2 separate regions of the Mus musculus genome follow, and region 2 is linked to region 1. The links are chromatin loops, found by intact Hi-C in ENCODE. Cell type or tissue: heart. All regions are shown on one strand. Links, peaks and the distances in the headings refer to the core of each region. The heading gives the core; the rest is flanking DNA.

The links. Hi-C counts contacts between places; a loop is a spot of excess contacts. Peaks named below come from ENCODE experiments on the same cell type or tissue, not always from the same donor. Only the 100,000 strongest peaks of a DNase experiment are listed, where the experiment ranks them.
Region 2: a loop joins it to region 1, with 2.1 times the contacts of the local background. A loop is called at or near these places in 2 of 42 quality-filtered maps.

What each region holds. Positions count from the first base shown.
Region 1 is chr4:98,606,512-98,617,192 of GRCm38, reverse strand. It overlaps Patj (PATJ, crumbs cell polarity complex component), which reads right to left. Exons shown (of 44, transcript NM_172696.2): 30 at 6,053-6,125. Among named protein-coding and RNA genes, the nearest start is that of Gm40210, 32 kb to the right of the region's middle. In heart, for the core only: no CTCF peak of the experiment used is centred there; no DNase peak of the experiment used is centred there; H3K27ac peaks cover 925 bases.
Region 2 is chr4:98,558,302-98,568,982 of GRCm38, reverse strand. It overlaps Patj (PATJ, crumbs cell polarity complex component), which reads right to left. Exons shown (of 44, transcript NM_172696.2): 28 at 1-44. Among named protein-coding and RNA genes, the nearest start is that of Gm40210, 16 kb to the left of the region's middle. In heart, for the core only: no CTCF peak of the experiment used is centred there; a DNase peak (open chromatin) is centred at 5,312; H3K27ac peaks cover 1,833 bases.

The DNA.
Region 1 (10,681 bases), core at 786-8,785:
CTAACTGCTTACCTGAAAACCTTTACTATTAGATAAATCAGAATTCCAGAAAGACAGTGCACAGTTAAAGGTAAAAGGGAAATTTTGGCAATGGTTGACCCTCTATAACTGTTTCTGCACTCCAAGGCTGGCAGTCCCTCTCAACAGCTATTCAGAAAGCACAGCCTTGAGGTAAAAGGAAACTAGAAGCTCCTGCTGCAGAGACAAGATCCAGGCCTCCTCATGGAGGGATCACGTGAACATCTACATCCTGGCTCTAGCTGAGCCCTCCCGATCTCTATGGGATCACTGCAGTGACGATCTCTACGGGATCACCGCAGTGACGATCTCTATGGGATCACCGCAGTGACGATCTCTATGGGATCACCGCAGTGACATGTTAACTGGGTTTCCCTCCTCAGTTGAGGCATCTTTCTTTGAGAAACGTTTGTTTTCTTTGTTTATGATATGTGAGTACGTGCTTTGGTTCCCAGGTGGTTTCAGGGATTGGATGCAGGCTATCAGGCTCTGCAGCAAGTGCCTTTATGGCAGGGGCCACCTCATACCTTTAACATTTCTACTCAACTAACCCTGGCCTGATCATCCCCCGTTCAGATGCTTCGGGGACCTCCAAGTGCCCACAGCATGTCACTCAGCCATGCTGGAGTTTAGAATTCTACTCTCTCTCATGTACCCTTAGTCTAGTTCCCCACAGTGTCTATTATGTCCCTTCATTCACCTCCTTCTCTACTCCCCATGTACTCTTCGTCCATGTTTCAGCTTCTTCTACCAAACCTTCTTTTAAACACACGGAGTCTCACTATGCCACCCAGACTGGCTGGGCCCATGGTTCTCTTGCCTTAGTGTCCACTGTTGGGAGCTAAGTGCTGCCACACACGGCAGTAGTAACACGTTTTAAAATCCACCCAAAAGGGGCAGTTGTGGCACACGCCTTTAATCCCAGAAGTTGGGAGTCAGAGACAAGCAGATTTTTGAGTTTGAGGCCAGCCTGGTCTACAGAGTGAATTCCAGGACAGCTAGGGCTACACAGAGGAACCCTATCTCGAAAAAATAAAACCAACCAACCATCCAAAAAAATAAACAAACAAAAAAACAAAAAAAAAATCCAACCAAGGAAATGAAATACACACTCACATTCATTGCAGCAATATCCACAGTTACAAAGGAACAGATCATCTAAGCTTTTGTCAATAGATGGCTGGAGGAAAATGAGGCTTATAGTACAATGTGTAAACCTACCTGTATTAATAAAAGTAATAATAATAATAATAATACTTTGTGATGACACAGGCAGATAACATGAGTAGATGAGTCAGGTATTCAAAGTACAATATCACATGATTTCACTTTATCTCACAGAAGCAGCGAGTAGTGCTTACGGGGAAAGAGTGGTGGAGCTGAGAGGATGTAAGTCAAGAGCTCCAAAATTTCAGTTAGACTGGGCAAATAAGGATAAGGTGCATAAAATTAGACTGTAATTAAAAGCAATGCCTGTAGTCTTGAAAATAAGAGGGTGGTTTTTTTATTTTTTAAAAAAGATTTATTTATTTATTTACTATATGTAAGTACACTGTAGCTGTCTTCAGATATCCCAGAAGAGGGCATTAGTCTCATTATGGATGGGTGTGAGTCATGTGGTTGCTAGGATTTGAACTCGGGACCTTCGGTCAGTGCTCTCAACCTTTGAGCCATCTCTCCAGCCCTTGTTTTTGTTTTTTTGTTGTTTTTTTTTTATTATGTGTTGAGTTAGGATATTGTTATATAGCCTAGGTTAGCTTGGAGCTTGTATGTAGCCCAGGCTAGCCTTAAACTCACTATTTTTACCCTTGGCCTCAATGCTGGGATTATAGGTATGCAGTACTCTAAAAGATTTCAAGTAATATTAGTGTGCACATGTGCGCCTACACACACACACACACAGACAAATCAACAAAAATATGTGAAGAAATGCAAGCTATTTTTTGGGTTAGCCATCTCATAATGTATACATATTCAAAAAACAATGTTGAATCTGGTAAATACATACACTTTTCATTTGTCAATTCAGAAATTAAAAAATTTAATAAAGGAAGAAATTCTATTTTGCTCATAATCATTGAACAGGGAAGGTTCCAGAAGCTGGAATGTGTATTCAAGGTAGTAATATGAGCACAACCACAATAAACTCTCAGTGTGTGCCAGGAACAGACTGAGCATTTCATAGTGCTAATTCTAACAGGATGAAGGTTCAGACTGCAATATGCCTGACTTCTGAGCTGTGCTTACACACTGCTACACAATGCAGTAATGGTCTCTCCGTGGTCAAGTGTGTATATAGAAATGCTGACAATGCCATGGAAATGTATAGCTGTGAGGACTCTTCCGACTTAGGACTTGAGTCTCACTATTCCCTTCTGATAGACTTAGAAGAGGCTTCATAGAGAAGACAGGCTTTGGGAGGTTAACTACCTTTACCAAGGTCACATGACCAACATGCAACTTGTAGAAAGAAAATTAAACAAGCCAGCACGACACAACAATACCATCACACGGTGATTCAATATTCTGCTGGTGTATTTTTTTCTGACTCTCCTAGCACCTAAGGGCCCAAAATAACTTGGCTGGAACTATGCCAGATGTTAGAGCTTAATAAATGTTTCCCAAATGAAGGGAGGAATGTGAGATGTCACTAGCGTACAATAAAAGTCAGGCCACATTTCTGTTGTCAGGTTCAACTTAACAATGGCATGGCTGTACTTAATATATAGTGTATGGTTTAAACTGGTTCTTCTGTCATCCACATACTAGGTTATGCTTGAAAGCCCACAGAACCACCTATGCATAAAAGCAGAGTGACTGCCATGTAGGCAAACAAGGGCAGCTTGGTGAAGAGAGCTCACAGTTCATGCCACCCAAAGGAAGGTGCCTTTCCAGAGGTGACAGTCACTAGAGCCACCAGAACAGAGAATGTAATTCAAATGGCAATACTGTAAAAGAAATTCTGGAGCTGCATCCTTAAAAATGGGAGTGGGGGTAGGGGGTGGGAAATGGGTTGGTGGTGCAGATAAATAGCTCATTGGTTAAGAGCACTGGGTTGCTCTTACAGAGGTCCTGAGTTCAATTCCCAGCAACCATATAGTGGCTCACAACCATCTGTAGTGAGATCTGATGCCCTCTTCTGGTGTGTCTGAAGATAGTGACAGTGTGTTCATAGACATTAAATAAATAAATCTTAAAAGAAAGGAAGGAAGAAAGAAAGAAAGAAAGAAAGAAAGAAAGAAGGAAGGAAGGAAGGAAGGAAGGAAGGAAGGAAGGAAGGAAAGAAGGAAGGAAGGGAGGAAAGGATTATGTAAGCACCTTGTTTGACTTAATTCTCCATCAACTGAAATGCTGACTCCAGCATACTGCATTGAGCTATTGTGATTAGGATCTTGAAAATTATAAGTGGAATAATTTCTACCTCATTAACAGCACACTTTATTTAAAAAGAAAAATCAGGCCAGGTGTGCTCACTTTTAATCCCAGCACTTGGGAGGTCGAGGCAGGCAGACAGACCTCTATGAGTTTGAGATTAACCTCCAGTCTGGTCTATATACGAGGATGAGTTCTAGGCTAGCCAGCGCGACAGAGTAAGATCATGCTTTAAAACCAAAACCCAAAACCAACCAACTAAACAAATAAACAGCAAAATCAGTCTTTAAATGCTCATAAGATAATGATACCCTTTTGAATGACACCAAGTTCCTTTTTCTGGCTAATTACTGATTCAGCAAGATTAAGACATAATAAAAAAATCTTTTTTTATAGGTGACTGAAAAAAATTTTAATGGTGACTTATCAGTTCAGTGATTAGCACAATTTTTAAAAATGAATTTCAATAGCTCTTAATATGTACTATAAAATTGCGTTAAAATTTCTCTAAATAACAGTTCTCTTGTGCTGAGTGCTGCCCTGTGGCATGAACTGTGCTAAGTCCTTCCTATACACTGATTCTTTCATCTCCATGACAGGTGTGTGGGGCTTGGTGGTCATGGTCAGGTATGCACAGAGGCTCATGGGTATATGATTTAGCCTCCGGGTTTCCTCTCACAGTTGTAAATAACAACACTACCTGAGTCTGGGTGCAAGGATCATGAAAGTAATACTGGAAGTACCCAGACAGGGCCTGGCACAGCTAGCAGCACCCTCAGTCACCTGTCATGTGAAACCCCCCATCAGGAAGCTGCAGATACCAGCTGGCCAGGACCACACTAAGGAAGGCGTGTGGTTGATATCTATAGCCATTCCCAGCAAAAGAAAACAGATGAAGCCATGGTGCTTTTACATAGCTTACTACAATCTGTGGTCTCAGTTATTTACTGGGGTCTCAACATATTCTGCAATACATTATTTAATCCAAGCAATAAGGCAGAAGCTATTGTTACTATTATTTAAAAAACTAGAATGTGGGTCAAAGGGTTAGTGCAACTGCAACTGTTCAGGGCTCCATGGCTCATGGACAATTGCAGGATCGGAACGGGTAGTCTGGCTGGGGGGAGGGGGGGCTGGCCCTCTGTCAGCTGTCTTCTATCTATTTCAAGTCTTTTCTCACCATTCCTACTACAGTCTCTTGGTAATACACACTGAACACAGGGCCTGATGCATACCAGAGACTATAATGCTATACCTTCAGAACCTTTGAGGTCTTAAATAAGTTAAAAAACAAACAAACAAACAAACAACCCCAACCAAACAAAAAACTACAAAAAACCTTAGTGTTAGCAAGACTGCTGAAATCTGACAATGAAGACAATGTTTATTGCTACAAATTTTTGTTTTGTTTTTTGTTTTTTGTTTTTTTAAAGACAGGGTTTCTCTGTGTAGCCCTGGCTGTCCTGGAACTCACTCTGTAGACCAGGCTGGCCTCAAACTCAGAAATCCGCCTGCCTCTACCTCCCAAGTGCTGGGATTAAAGGCATACACCACCACTGCCCTTTGCTACAAATTTTTAATTTGAAGTTTATTTGACAATAACTGGTGTGATGGTTTGTATATGCTCAGTCCATTCCAAGGAGTGACACTATTAGAAGGTGTAGCCCTGTTGAAGTAGGTGTGGCCTTGTTGGAGTAGGTGTGTCACTGTGGGTGTGGGCTTTAAGACCCTCCTCTTTGCTGCCTGGAAGTCAGTATTCTGCTAGCAGCCTTCAGGTGAAGATGTAGAACTCTCAGCTCTGCCTGTACCATGCCTGCCTGGATGGTGCCATGCTTTCTGCCTTGATGACAATAGACTGAACCTCTGAATCTATAAGCCAGCCACAGTTAAATGTTGTCCTTATAAGAGTTGCTTTGGTCAGGTATCTGTTCACAGCGTAAAAACCTACCTAAAACAACTGGGCAAAACAGATTAAAAAATGCAACTGGAATCAATTCTGATTTAATGGTGACTGATCTGGACAGGACTCAGGACACGGGGTCGGGTACACACCTCACAGAGTACATGTGAGGATGTTTCTAGAGATGACTGAGCTATGCAGTAGAAACTGAGGGGGAAAGTCAGAAACACCTTGAAACGTCAGCAGTACCATCCATGAGACTGAGTGCCCAGAAGGAAAAGGAAGAGGGAGACATCAGACCACAGGTGCAAGCGCCATTCCTCCTGGCAAGTGTCTATCACTGCTCCAGTGTGCTGAGGACATCAGAGTTCAGCTGCTTTGTCTTCCAATGCAGACTCACAGCAACAATTCTCAAGGACATGACCTTCAGCGACAGCCTGGGACTACACTGTAGTCCTCCTTGTTCTGAGCTTCCAGCTTCGTGGACTGAGCAGCTGCAGGGGCTCTCTGGACTGAGCATATACATGGCCATTGCTAGGTCATCCAATAGATCTGAGGAACTTTGTAACTCTGAAGAGTCAACACTAGTGAGTTGATTCTAATATATTTATTTAACACTGTAATCATACCTCCACAGCTTTCTATCTTAGGCAGGGAAATTTGCTAGTTAATAGATATGACGTAATTAAAAATCAAAAGGTAAGGTCTTACAGAAATGAGAAATCTATCGAGTGCACTGAGAACTGTTTCTTGCAATCTTACCTCAACAGGCGATGGAGAATGTGATAGCTCCGGGAAGGGAGCGACGGCCATCTGACTGACTGCATCTTCGTTTCTGTGAAATGGACAAACAGGAAGAGTCAGTACTCGAAAATGGTTAAGTTCCTGACTCAAATTACAAGTATTTCCTTTGTTTTCAGTTAAAAAATGTGCACACAACAGCACAGGTATGTGGAGAGATCAAGCATGCAAAGCTATTACACAAAGAAAGGTGTCACGCTTTTAAGAGCTACTCAGATATAATTATTAGTGACACAGAATGATGACTCTGGGAGTTAGTAAACCCATCTTAGAATGTCTGATGTTGTAGAAGATAATTTTAGAACAGTGTCAACTCTTTCGGCGCCACCATGGCATGTCAACTTTTAAAACTGTGCACAGCCTCTAGGTCCTAGTCATGTCTCCAGTGTTGTGTTCTTTGAACTGCAAACATTCCCAGGCTTCTTACTTGGCTTCAAACTTTGCTCTGTCAATAAAGGATGTCAGGGTGTCTATAAAAGGCCCTACATGGCAGACTATGAGGAAGAGTGATGGATGGGGATAGCACAGCTCTAGAAAGATCACACCTTGTGGTTATGTGGATGCTGGGTGTCATCTTAAATGAGCAGAGCATAGAAGAGCTAGAATCTAATCAGCAGGGGAAAGGTACACAACCACCTCTAAAATACCAGTTCTGATCATGTGGCTCATTTCTATCATGTGACCAGCAGACAACAGGCAGTACTGTGTAGGAGATCATGACTGTCTTACACTAGTCACTCATTATGCAAGACCAATATAGCTATGCTAAGATATATTTATGTGAAGTCTTATCTTCCACAAATAAAAGCAGAAAACTCACAAAGATGCTTTCTGTTTAGCACACAAAAGCTGGTGATGAAGTTCACTGTAAGAACATTTACACGAAGCTCTGAATTCAACCCTAGCACCAAGAAGGGGGGGAAATTAACCTAAGACCTGATATGTCTTTTCTCATAGAAAAGTGACCTGACTAGGCAGCTGGGCAACACGTCCACTGGCCCATGCCATTCCTGCTTCAGACTTTAGTCATGTCTCTACTTCTTTGAAAAGCCTGTCGTCGTACTGTTTATAAACACCTATGCATACTTCTCCATATGATTTAATAATCTCAATGAGATGAGCTCCACTAACAAAGGCCACATTTATGTCTTCTACATCCAACCCGGTCATGTCCTGAGCTCACTATCTGCACATTTGACTCTCCACTTGAAGGGTCACTACTACATGTCTGACAAGCATTCTGAGAAAAACAGAATTCACTATTTTCCTAATTCTCCAGATTGTTCTATAGCTGATTCACCTGAGTACTCACTAAGACTTGCCCTCTTGCTCAACCAGGAACTAAGAGTCTTTGAAATTTGCTGCCAGTCATAGTTTTACACATATATAATGCACTTTGATCACATCCATCCCTATGATACTCTCATCCCTTTCCCCCTGCCCTGAACCTCTTCTTCCCTGAAAGTTCCTCTCCCACTTTCCTGCCCATGTCAGCTATATTTAATAGGGTCGTTTGCATGAGTATGGCTGGGAGCTAAGAGTCTTTCTAGAAAAAAACAACTCATTTCTCAGCGGTATTTCCAATCCATGAACAAGACTCATGACTCTATGTTCACAATGTATCTTAAATATTTCCACTGCTACCCATCCTACCCCTTGTGCTGGACACCACCACTTCTCACCCTAATCAAAGAAAGCTCTGTATTTGATTTCCGGTTTTATGTTTCTCAGAATCTGCACTGCAGGCTACTCTTCAGCCAGCCAAGTTATTGTGGTCTTGATAGATAAATCTGATTATAGTCATAACCACCCCTGCCTCCTCCTCTTTATCATCATCTTCTGTTTTGAGACTGAGTTTCCTGTGGCCCAGGCTGGCTTCAAACTTCCTATTAGAGAATGATGACCATGAACCTTTGACACTCCTACCTAATGTGATTATACTTCTGTTCTGGCTTTAAATCATCTTATGGCTTCTTATTCCATTGAGGAGGCAGTCTACTGTGTACCTCACGGGGGAAACCCAGCTCTAGCTGTGGGGCTGTGAGGAAATCACTCTTCACAGTCTTTGTTCCTAGACTGTTATGAAAGTAAACTGGAGTATCAGAATGGTGAATATTCTTTGGGAATTGAGGTGGAGTGTAAAGAAGGGGTGGGAAGCCGGCTAAGTTGGTAAAGTGCCTCCCACACAGTCATGAGGATCGGCGTTTGGACACCCAGCATCCCAGACAAAGCTTTAGTGCAAGGCTCCTAGCACTCAAAACATTGCTGCACATATACTCTGTGGTCATGAGTAGTTGTCTCAGGATATCTGCTTAAAATCTAATGATTTTCCACAAATTAATATGACTTCAATGACATTTAAAGTCCACTGATTTTGTGGAGAGTGGCATCCTAGTGACTTCAAAGAGAAAAGACACAGGAGAAGGAGCATAGAAGGAAAGGGCTGACACAGCAAATGAGCAGTGGGCCACAAGACTTCTGGAGTCTTCACACCCTCAACAGTCTGAGAGTCTCCTCAAGAATCAAACCTGTTTGCTCTAAAGATCAAGCTTTTGAACAGCAGTGAAAGTTAGGCACCCACATGAAATACAACCTAGAGTTGCAATTGTTTGTGTTTTTATAGTTATCTTAAGCACTGCTAAAGAGAGATGCTTACGTGAATTATTCCAGGGTACATACCCCTGTGTGTATGGCCTGAAACCAGAACAATGGATCCTACCTATATTCAACGTTCATATATATTGTGCTCTAGTTTTCTTTCTGTTGCTGTGATAAAAGCACTCTGATCAAAAGAAATTTAGAGGAGGAAGGGATTTATTTAGCTTAAGCTTCCAGGACATAGTCCATCACTGAGGGAAGTCAGGGCAGGAGCTCACCCAGGAATCCGAAGCAGAAACCATAAAGAAATGCTGTTTGCTGCCTCATGCTTAGCTAGCTTTCTTACTAGCTCAGAACCACTTATCCAGGGATGATGCTGCCTACAGTGGTCTAGGTCTTCCAATATCAATTAAGAACTAGAACAATTCCCCACCAGGTTAATCTAATCTTGGAAACACATCAATGGAAAATCCTTTCTCAGGTGTGAAAATCCCTTCAATGCTGTGTTGAGCTGACCGTTAAAGGTAACTAGGGCACACGGATATCTAGGATGGTTTATATATCAGACACAGTGAGAAATTAACAAACATAGAGGTGAGACCTTATTTCTTGGGAATGATAGCTGCTAGCTGGTCACCTAGCAGGAGAGTATGCACGCTACAGTGTCTACTGAATAAGTGATCTGAGAAAACATGAAATGGAAGGCACTGTGATCAAGCTAAGTCCTAAGTGTTCCAACCTGCTTCCGTGACTTAATGACAGTCTTCTGTTTGTAGCCTGCCAGGAACCAGCACTTCCCCATGTGAAGGATAGTACTTGGTATATGTCCAGCTCATAGGCAGTACCTGGATGGTATATGAGACCTATAATAGATAATGCAAACAACCTGTCTCAATATGAGTGGATGAAACATATAGGTACCTTAGTTTGGGCCAACCAAATTTTCCATCTCAGAGGCTCAAATTTTAGAGCAGATACACCGAACTCAGTAGTGTGCCATCAAGGTACTACGAAAGGGAATCCTCCAGTTAATACAGAGCTCAGGAACCTCCCAGTGCTGATAACTCTTGAGGTGTGCTGGTGCCTTCTCTTTGGAAGTCTTAGTGGTTCCTTTTGATAATCAATGAGATATCTCTATAATCTCCTAAGGGTGTCTTCTCCTGTTTTTTTTTTTTTTTCCTAAGACAGACTCAAATTCCCCAGGCTGGTCTCAAACTCACCAGCTGAGAATGACCCTGCTGTCACCCACGAGTGCGGGAATTACAGTCTTCCATCACTGTCACTAGTTCATAGAGTACTGGGATGAGAACCCAGGGCTTTGTGTATGCTAGGCAAGTACTTTACCAACAGAGCTATACTCCAGCCCTGCTTTCCTTTTAACTTAAGCTGGTTAGAGTTTAATTGCTTGCAGTTCAATGATATAGCTCATCTTATTTTGAATATGTACATCTATTTGACACATGTTTATAATACAAATATAGAAATGAATAAAACATGATTCCCATCTTGATGATATTAGCAATTAGTGAGGAATATAGCAAACAAACAAAATTACAATTGTAGAATTACTACCCTGGGGCTGTCAGTTTGTTGTTTCTCAATAGGATATTAAGAACACTACCAATTTGGTCTCTTATTTGTAGAATATTGTGTGTGTGTGTGTGTGTGTGTGTGTGTGTGTGTGTGTGTGTGTGTATATATATACATGCATACATATATATATATTATACACACACACATATAGTATGGCTGGAAATGGCTGGAAAAACAGCTTAGTGGGTAAGAGTACTTTCTTGCTCTGTAAGTAAAAGGAGTTGAGTTCAAATCCTCACACAAAAAGTTGGGTGTGGCTGTGCATGTCTGTAAACATAACATTGAGGAGTAGAGAACCGTGAGAGGTCACTGGCAGGGCAGTAATCATCTGGCCCAACTCAGATGGTGAAATAGCCTGTGTTAAGGCAATAGAGTAGTGAACATTACTCTGTGTTGGGT
Region 2 (10,681 bases), core at 1,313-9,312, 49 kb after region 1:
GTGTAGTTCTCCCGGCAGGTCTGCATATCTTTGCCTGATCTTTTCTATATTAAACATGAAAAAAAATAGAGCATGAGTCTGCATTAAGGAGACATGAGCATTCTCCCATACTTAGGGCATACAGTTCATCTACAGTGCTCTGAGAATAAATCATATAAGCTTTTCATGACCTTATGGCTAAGCTATGCTTAGCAATAATTTTTATCTCCACTTGAGTTCAGACTGCCCACGAAGCTTCTCACTTCTCGTTCCTGTTAGCTCAGCCTTTCGTGGACTGTTTCTCCTGCAGGCACATACCAGAATACAGGGACACCATGGCTGTGAGCCTCCACCTTGACAAGAAGGGTTAGAATATCCACTAACAGTGACGGATGAGCAAAATATTTGGTTTTAGAGGTAAAGTATTGAACTCATGAGAGTAGAAATAATAACAATTATTAGTTAGAAAATAATCAACAGTTTATTATACTTAAAATATAGTTATATAAAACTGTAAGTTTGTCAAACTAGGGATTGAGTTCAAGGCCATGTGTGTGACTGGCAAGAATGTTTCCACTTGCCAGCAGCCCATATTCTAAAATATACTCCTAAAAATATAGAAACAGCATAAATTAACATTGGATAAATGAGTAAAAGAAGGGGAAACTAAGCAGATGTGGAAGTGATCCACACATGCCCACACAGCCTTCAAACAGGGCAATGTTTTATCTCCGTGGGGTTATAGCCTTCACTATGTCGATGGTCTTAATAGTCATAGTTTATGTGCATTCAACATCTATCTTTCCATCTTATATTTCACCTTATGTGCTGGCTTTTTTTTTTTTTTTAAATCAACATGGCACAATGTAGCATCACCTGGGAAGAGGGACACTTAACTAGAAAACGGCCCCATGAGACTGGCTTATAGGCAAGTCTGTGGTGCATTTTCTTGATTGACGTGCAAGAGGAAAGCCCAGGCGTGTGGTGCCAGCCCCAGGCAGATGATCTCGGGTTATATAAGAAAGCAGGCTGCTCAAGCCTTGGTGAGAAAGGTAGTAATCTGCAGTATTCCTTCATGATCTCCTTCAGGTCCTGCCCTGACTTTTCCTCAAGATGGACAATAAATGATAAGCTGGAATAAACCCTTTCCTCCTCAAGTTGCTTTTGGTCATGGTGTTTATCATAGCAACAAAGAGCAAGCAAGGAAGCCCTGTGACCTGTCACCTCTACATTATGGTCTAAACCTTCTGCCTGCCTGCTAGTTGGGCCACGTTTCACCTGTGCTGGATTCGCACAACAAAACCACACTAGTACGTCAGCAGAGAGAATGCGGCTCCGGCTGGTCCCTCATCTCACACAGCACCAGCTCAGCAAGTACATTACGCAAGTGAAAAGTAAACACAGACAGGTTTGTTTATATGAGACTGGTACAAATAACTGTGCCACAAATTATATGCTGGCGGATGGAAACATTCATATGACAAAGCTGGATGTGATAGGAGGTGCTTTAGGATGCAGGAAGCTGAGGCAGGGGGATCGCCACTTCGATGCCAACCTAAGCTACATATCAAGGTCCTGTTTAAAAAAAAAGAAAAAGAAAAAGAAGAAAACACGAATAAACAAAAACCCCAAAACGTATAATATATATGTGTGTCCAATTTCAGGACTGAAGCGATAGCTAACTGAACCGATGGATGAGGCTGACTGGGCAATGACCTCAGGGCTCCACTTGTCTCTGACCCAGTGCTGGAGTTTCAGACCTAATTCTGGGCTGGAGCTCCCAACTCTGGTCCTCATGCCTCCACAACTTTACCTACTGAGCGCCCCCTCACACACCGCCATCCAGATGCCACATCACTTTCCAGGCTGGTATGACAATTTTGCCGCTGCTTGAGGCAGTATGTCATGTAGCCCATGCTGGCTTCATACTCAGTATGTGGCTGAAGATGATCCTGAACTTCTGACCCTCGGGTCCGATCTCCCAAATGACAGGGTGACTGGGGTGCAACACTTACGCCTGGCACAATCCTCACTTTTCCCTCCCCTGGCAGACAGATATTCAGCAAGAAATGAAGATTGTGCCCTTAGGAAACCTGTTATGTAATCGCCAATTTGTGGCTTAGATCTGAAATGTCCCCACAGCGTCTGCATGAGGACTTGGTTTTTTAATGGGGCTGAGCAAGGGTGTGGGACCTGACTGGATCAAAATGGTTCTCACTGAATCAGTGAAATACTCCATTATGGATTCATAGCTTAAGGGAATTGGAGGAAAGGGTTTTGTTATGAAAGCAAACCCTCTTTGCTTCCTGGCCACCATGGAACAATTTAATATGATTCAAGCTAAGAGCATATTCTGAAGACAGTTAAAAATCACCATGGCAGGAGCCTAAAGGATAAAGTTCAAAGTGATGCTAATAGAGAGGGATAGGTATGCATTTTTTAAGATTAAAGATAAAATAGTTGATAAAAGAGGATACTTTCTTACGTTATATCTATAGGTAGAAGAATATAACAAAGAGAGATGCTTCACTTACTAATTCTTTGGAATTAATAAATGAAAGTTTTACAAGTAAAGTACAAAAAGACATCTAACTCCAACATATAAACTCAAAAACCTCAGGTATATGAGGAAATGCTAAAAAATGCTTCAAAAAGTTCACAATAGCAAATTAAATGGAATATTTAGGGCAGGGGTTGTAGACCAGAAGTGGAGCCCATTATGTGAGACCTTGGGTTCTATCCCTCCTACATCCCCCAAATAAATGCTCTATTAAAATAGCAAATGAGACATTAAATAAATGAGGTTATCAAAAGAAAACACACTAACACCCAGCCAGGCATGAAAACTATCAATAGCCTCCACAGAGGTGAAAACACACACAGGGGTTGTAGTGCTGGTAGTCACGGCCACTCCAAACAACCCTCAGTCTTGCTATATGCAGCTGCCCAATGTGACATAGGTGCTGTCTCAGGGTTACCATTGCTGTGATGAAACACCATGACCAAAAGCAACCTGAGAACAAAGGGCTTATTTCATTCACAGTTCCATATAACAGCAAGGACAGGAACTTAAACAGGGCTAGAACCTGGAGGCAGCAATTGATGCAGAAGCCATGAAGGGGTGTTGCTTACTGGCTTGCTCAGCCTGCTCTCTTATAGAACCCACATGTGCATTCAAATTCCATATGCTTTATATGCTGGCTCTTTATGAAACATACAGAAATGTACAGTGAGGGAATCAACATAAAATCATGCTACTATGCTATTTTACAACAGCAGCAGCAGCAACAACAACAATAAACTCACCTGGTCGTTCTGAAAGATTCAAGATGAAATTGATCAAAGTGGATTCAACTGTTTAGCTGTGTAAGTCAGTCATGACAAAGACTCTCCTTTGGTAAACCTCTATGGTCTCCAACGGAGAGAACTAACTGTGTGATGCCCAGGCACTCTGAATGAACATTGAATGGACTCTTAGAGCTGAGGTGGTAAACAGAATTAAGTTTAAATGCCTGCTGAGTCACTGTGTCTCGAGTTTGTGGATCTTTTTTACATGCCAAACCTATCTGTCAAAGTAAGGTCTCCTTAAGAGCACATGTTCCCTAAAATAACCTCAAATACAGGTGTCCAGATAATGCACAGGGAAGGAAGAGAGAACCATGCTCTTGTTTTCAATGCTTAGTTAATGATGTCTGAAATGAATTTTGAATTGATGACAAAGCTGTTCTTTTCTTCTTAATTTCCTCTGCCATGAGGGAAACTGCCATTTGAAAGTAAGTAATGCTTTTCTCCTGATGACATTAAGAAGAAACAAAAACCAAAAAGTACTCAGTCTCCACTGGGATTCCCAAGGAAGAGGCCGACACCATCCTCTACCTTTCAGGTTGCTTCTCTTAGTTACTGCCAGCGAGGGTACCAAGCACAGCTCGAGGCGCAAGGGAGCACTGCTCAACCAGTGCTGCCTGTGGATGCAAAGCACAGAGGCAGCTTGAAAACTGGCGTTCAAGTCGCTCCAGCTAGGGATGGTGAAAAAGCTCTCAGGACTGCAGCGCCTGGGCAGTGTACCAGCAAACTTGAAGACAGGATAGCCAAACATCACCAAAAGTGGTCAAAAGTCTCTCGTGTTTTTCAAACATACGCATCCAAAGCCCTACTGTTAACCTAATGCACCTCAAAACCTGATTCTCATATTAATCAGGTAGGGTCTAAAATGTAGATTTGTTAATCTTACTTCGTGAGACTAGAAGGTTAATTTTCCCGGCCTGAGTTTTCAATTGCCACAGTTACACACTCACTGAGTCAATGAACAAATATGAATGGAATCCACTTCGCAGTAAAGTTGTAAAACCAAAGGAACTCATCCCATGAAATCTGTCACATATACACACATGACTAGTTATAACTCTGAGAAATAAAAGCTTCAAGAAAAAAAAAACCTAGGGGCGGAAACTATTTATTTATTTATTTATTTAGTGCCTCCTCCCCAGGAGTCAAGCTCAGAGCCTTACATATGTGATAATACCCAATACTGGAGCCACACCCTAGTCTCCACCACCTATTTAGTGAGTGAACAGGAAGATGAATAGTGTCCACAGCTGCAGTCAACTGAAGATAAGACTAGTTGGTACACAGTGCTGGAGCCCTGGGCCACTTCAATGACTCTGCATCAAGCTTGCTCCAGTGCTAACTTACTTAATGCTAACAGACGAACTAACAGATGTAACATCCAGTCACGCCCTGGACTTTTCACTTTTATAGACAGAGTGGAGCATCTTGCATCACTTGAGGGTTTACTGACAGTTTGTGGGGCGCCTGGCAAGTTGCAGAGGTGCTGGTGAATCTTCCACTCCACTTTCTTCTCCTCTGGAAAGAATGATCTATCATCTCCGTGTTCCAGACTTTAGAAAGAAGGCTCAAGTCTTAAGTCCCTTGCCAAGGGTGAGCAGCCGGTAGCTGATGAGGTTGTCGCCCAGCTCTAATTGAGTTCTTGTTCATTCAGCCCACTGCTGCCAGTGCTTTGGTGTGCTAAGCTCAGGCTACACCGACTGAAAGGCACACGCACAGGCTGCCCTATGGCTCTTCAACTGCTCTGCAACCATCCCAACACCACTCCCAAAGGACAGAAAGCCTATTTCAGATCTAAAGTCACAGTGTTGTTCCAAAGAATGCCTCTTTCACTTAAAAGTGGCACCATTCCATCTTTAGATTTATATTCAAAATGTATTACTGTTAGGGATGTGGTGGTGGTGGTGGGGGTGAAGTTCAGTGGCAGAGTGTGCTTCGCACGTCCTAGGCCCTGGCATCTCTCCAGAATAAAGCTTATACTTAGCAACAGCAGCATGGCCAAATGCCAGCTCAGGACACTCGACTAACATTTCAGCCCCTGCATTTGTTATCCTACAACTTATTTTTAGATTCACAGCTTGAAGAGGATAAAAGAAGACGATTCTACTTCTTTGATATACTAATTTCTGTATTTTCCCCATCCCTGGGAAAGATGAAACAAACCGTGTAACTGAATTCTGTTTTACAGAGAAAGAAGACTTTAGAGGAAAGGCCTTATAAAAGGCCATGAAGTTGGCATATCCAAAACTTAAAATAAATTGCTCTCTACTAGCTCATCTTACATTCCCCTAATGCTGTTTTTAAGAGAGACTTTAGGTCTGTCCCTCAGTCTGAGGTGCTATGTTTAGAAATCCTACCTCCTCACAATAGCTCCTCACATGAAGGCGACCTCACCACTCGCTCTGCCCCTGAGTCCTTCCCACACGGATGGTATGATTGACAGGCAGCTGAGACAATTCAGCCAGAGCTCGGTTGGGTCTCCTGCACCCATGGGGTCCAGTCTGTTCTGCTTGCCCTTAGATGATGGGGGATCAGTGGCAGTTCCGAAGCTCCCTCCACACTTTTCTTATTCATTCTAGCTTTCTCTTTGAGATAGGTCCTGCTGTGTGACACAGGCAGGCCTTAAGCTCAGGACCCTTACGTCCTCTTTAAGGAGCTGCAGCAGCGCTCACCCAGCCTGTCCACCTGGGGACTGGTCAGTGTAGTCACTGCCAGCGCTCAGCACGCAACACCCCAAACACAGCAGTTGGCCCAAGAGAAGTGCACTAGGAGCTGCTGATAAAACTGCAGAAGAGAGTCCTGCTACTCAGCCCCTCAGGCAGGTCACTGGACCCAGAACTCCTCTTTCTTGATTGAAGCCAAGGATGGTTCCTCTCTGACTTACTCCCTCTCTCTATTACGTGAGGGAAAGAACTAGGGAGGCAAGAACCAGAGGACAGGGCATGTAGAATTCCACCTAGTGTGGCACCATCAGACCATCTTCTCCAATCATCTTTCTGTTTGCCTGTCTTTAAAGACAGTTTTCTGATATTTTGGATCTTCATTTCTAAAGGATCCAGTGTCATGTGAAATTTTAGATCAATAAATATTGTGACTGGGACCAGAGAAATGGGTTAGAAGGCAAAAAATGCTTGTTTCCAAGTTTGGCAACTGAGTTCAGTTCCCAGGATACACATCATAGTAACAGAGAACCAACTAACTCAAGCAATCCTCTGACCGCCATGTGTACCCCATTGCACATGAACAATAAATAAACTACGAAAAGTTTTTAAAAATGTTCTCTGTTAGTTTGACTTTTTGTCACAGTCGTCTTTGCTATGAACCTTTTGATGGGCAATACAAAGATACAACTCTTCCCCCATACTACATATTAAATGTGGTGCTTTTGAAAAGAAATAGTGACTGGGCCCCAGCTGATGAGATTCCACACTGGTGAACCCGGGCATTGATTATGAACCTGTTTCCATGAGAAGGTACCGATGTGATTCCTGTGGGTCACCATAGAATCTTCTCCCATGCAATGCAGTACATTTCCCAGTAAAGATCCTGACAGTCAATCATGATAATCCAGATATCAGGTTGAAGGCAGCCCTTCACAAGTACCATCTCAGCAAAATTCCCTGTCTCTACTACCACAACTCAGGATTAAATACGAGATTCCTTTGGGCCACACAATGAAGAACTTTAAAATCCTAGCCACTTCTTGCTTCCTCCCGACGTTCAAGTACATCCTCCACCAATCCCAGAGACAAGCAATTCCCAGTAATTGTATTCTAGTCAGTAGGTTTAATGAAAGGTGAACTATAGTTTCAAAAATGGGGAAAGAAAAGTCAAGTTAGCATGTTGGCCAACCATCAAACTCAGTGTGTATCTCTGAAGCATCAGGACAACATTCCCTAGCTCTGAAATTTCAATTCTAGGCTGCCAGTCAGCACATGTCTGGAGCCTCAGACATGTGGTTTTACAGCAAGGGAACCCCATGTGGGGCTGAGCTCAGGCTACCACAAGTCCTTTCCATGACAACTAGCATGAACACCGTGAGCAATGTATTATTATCAAGTGGTAGAATTGAGCATACTGTTTTGTACTAATATCCAGCCAGACTCTCTCATAAAATGACAACTTAAAATTCATATATTCTTTTCTGTATACACAAACATATATACATATCCAGACATAAAAAAAATCACAAATTAAATACTAGTTTTAAGCAACAAAAGGTTGTTATAAGATACAGAATCTTACCACATCTGATTACAGTCTGTGTTCTTCATTGTGGTGCTGGGGTGAACCCAGGCTTCCTACATTCATGCTAGACAAGAATGAACCATTTAGAAACCAGCTCAGTTATACCATCCTTTTGTTTATTTATTTATCATTTACTTATTTATCGAGACCATATCACTGCATTGCCTATGTCCCTGAAGAGTTTCTTGAATTCAAGAATCTACCTCCACCACCCAAGAAGCTGAGACCATGGGTACCCCCAAACAGCAAAGGCTCAACTGTTTTGTTGACGTTTTTATTGCGTGCATGACAAGCTCCCTACTTCCCAAAAATACAGAGCTTGACACCTGAGAAACTGGCAGAAACAAGGTCACTCATTGCCCTGAAGCAGGAAATGATGCCTAGAAAGATTTTTTGATCAATTCTCAAGCAGGTTGTTAGGGTCACTGCAGAGATGCCCAGTCTACACTGGGCCTAGGAGCATGTTTCCCTGAAAACACAAGGCTTCAGAGGCGACCCTACACAAACACAGTGGCCATGTTTATCACCATCAGAACACACTCCAAGACGATTTTTATATTAAGTTTATTCCTTTCTTTGGAACTTATTTCCTCTCAAAAGTATTCAATAAAGCTGTTTTATTTCTTCAGTTATTCTGTACCAGTACCTAAGATGGAAAGATATTGTTTCTCTAAACACCTCCACAGAATTGTCCCTTCAAACAAGAGAAGCGACGAGGAAATAAGTATCCATCTTCCCTGTAACCCTGACTCACGCACATACCCTGAATGAATATCAGATCAGTATCATTGGATAGAACAGTTTTATAGCTCTGCTCAGCAGTGAAGTTTGTTTTAAACTTGGATGTTTCCACTCCCGTGATGACGTTATTTGGAAAAACAACAACAAAGACAACCCCCGCCCCCGCCCCCTAATCGCCAGTTACTCATAATTCTCTATCAACACACCAGATGTCTTTTCCTTGTCCAAGAAAGCCAGAAGGATTTCTCTAGTGGGTCTTGGAGTGCTTTGCCATCAGCACAGGATATTAGGTGTTGCTAAGTAACAAAGCCTTTCTCCCAGAAAGACACTTAATTCAAGCCACTGCCTAGTATTTTAATAGCAAATGCTCAACGCACTGGAATAAAGACTCAAGGCAGTTTCAGATGGTTTAGCTACTTGATCTGCTTCCAATAACACAGGCACACAAAGGCAGGATTATAAACATTTTTGCCTGTGCAGTAAGTACAATAATGTCACTTGTTAAAATCAGTTATGATGGAAATCCCAGTCTTTTTTTTTTCTTATTTAATAAACAACCTTTAATTTTCAGAGTTAGTGCACACAAGCTTGAAAAGTAAAAATATCTGAAGGAAAAATCACAGCACAGAAGAAACAAAATGGTAGCTCAAGTGGCAAATCTCAGGTGAAAAGTCACACCTAACAGAAAATGATAACAACATATTAGTGTAAAGAAACTGATATTACAACCAAAAATGCAGGCTATGTAGTATAGTCAATATTTTTGCCAGCATGCATGCAGGCTTGATAATGTTATACAAATCTATATGGGAAATTAACAATCAGAACATGAAACCATGAAGCCATTAAGCACAAGAGTAATGAATATACATGTTGCTCTTATGTGCTAGACAGTGCTCCTAGGATGGACAGCTGAACTCCTCTGGTTTTTATGAAGATTCAGATAGGAAGGAATCCTCAGATTTACCAAAAGGGAGGTAAAGCAAGGTGAGAATAATGGATTTCAGTGTGACACAGAGCCAGAGAGTTGGCCTCTGAAACCCAAAATAATGTATAGATGGAAGAGATGGCCAAAACTACACAGTATTTCTATTTTAAATAATTTCCTTCCCTTTACACATAAAAACTGATTCTGTGTTAGATACAAAAATAAAATTAAATTAAAAATAATAAAATAAGAGAGACAACTTGAGCAAGAATCATTATTTTCTGAAGACAGCACACAAGGTATGTGTAAGAGTGTGGGTGGTCTCCACTAGGAGAGATATCTACAGTTTTCCCACTAGGTGCATCAAAACTAAACAAATCAACATGCTTACAAAAAAACTTACACGAGCTTTATACTAGTAATAAAGTTAAAGTGAACCTTTCTTGTTAGACATAATGGTTACCATTTGGCACACTCTAAATCATCGATGGGAACCTTGACAAGACGCATTTACAGTAAAACAACAACACACAACAACAACAACAGCAAAACAACCCAAACACATAAGAAAAATGAGACAGAGAAGCAGAAAGACTTGATCAACAGGCTGGGAGTGCTTTATTGGCACAGAAAGCCTCAACTTCTCCTCAGCATGAAGGTTATTCAAGCTTGGAGAGGTGGAGGGACAGGTACGCACACGCACATAGATGCACAAACACACACACAGACACACATAGACACACACAGAGCTACCAGGAAATTCCAGCTATGTTTTGCAGTTGGCCTGGAAGCAGGGTGCTTGTTTCATCCGGGAACATCGATTCCTTGCTCAGCTTCTCTAGCACAGGAGTCCAGCTGTGTGCTCCTGCAGCTGTATTTTTAAGTAGTGCATATGTGTGTATGGAGTGACAAACTATTTAGGAATGAAAAAAAAATAAAAGAAAAATAATGTATAGATGAAAGAAATGCAGAAAAACTCAGTTATTGTTAAATCTTGGTAGACATGATAATACATGTCTTAGTTAGGAGTACTATTGTTATGATGAAACACCATGACCCAAGCAAGTTGGGGAGAAAAGGGTTTATTTGGCTGGCACTTCCATATTGTAGTCCATCACTGAAAGAAGTCATGGCAGGAATTCATTGTGGGAGCCTGGAAGAGCTGATGCAGAGGTCATGAGGGGGGGGGGGCATGTGTTGCATACTGGCTTTCTCTCCAGAATTTCTCCAACCTACTTTTTCTTCACAGAACCCAGGACCCATAGAGCCCAGGGGTGGACCCTCACACAGTAACTGGGCCCTCTCTCATCTATAATTAATTTAAAAAATGTCCTATAGCTGGATCTAATGGAGACATTTTCTCAATTGAGGCTCCCTCCTTACAGATGACTGAAACTTGACCTGCAGTTGTGTCAAGTTGACATAAAACTAGCCAGCATA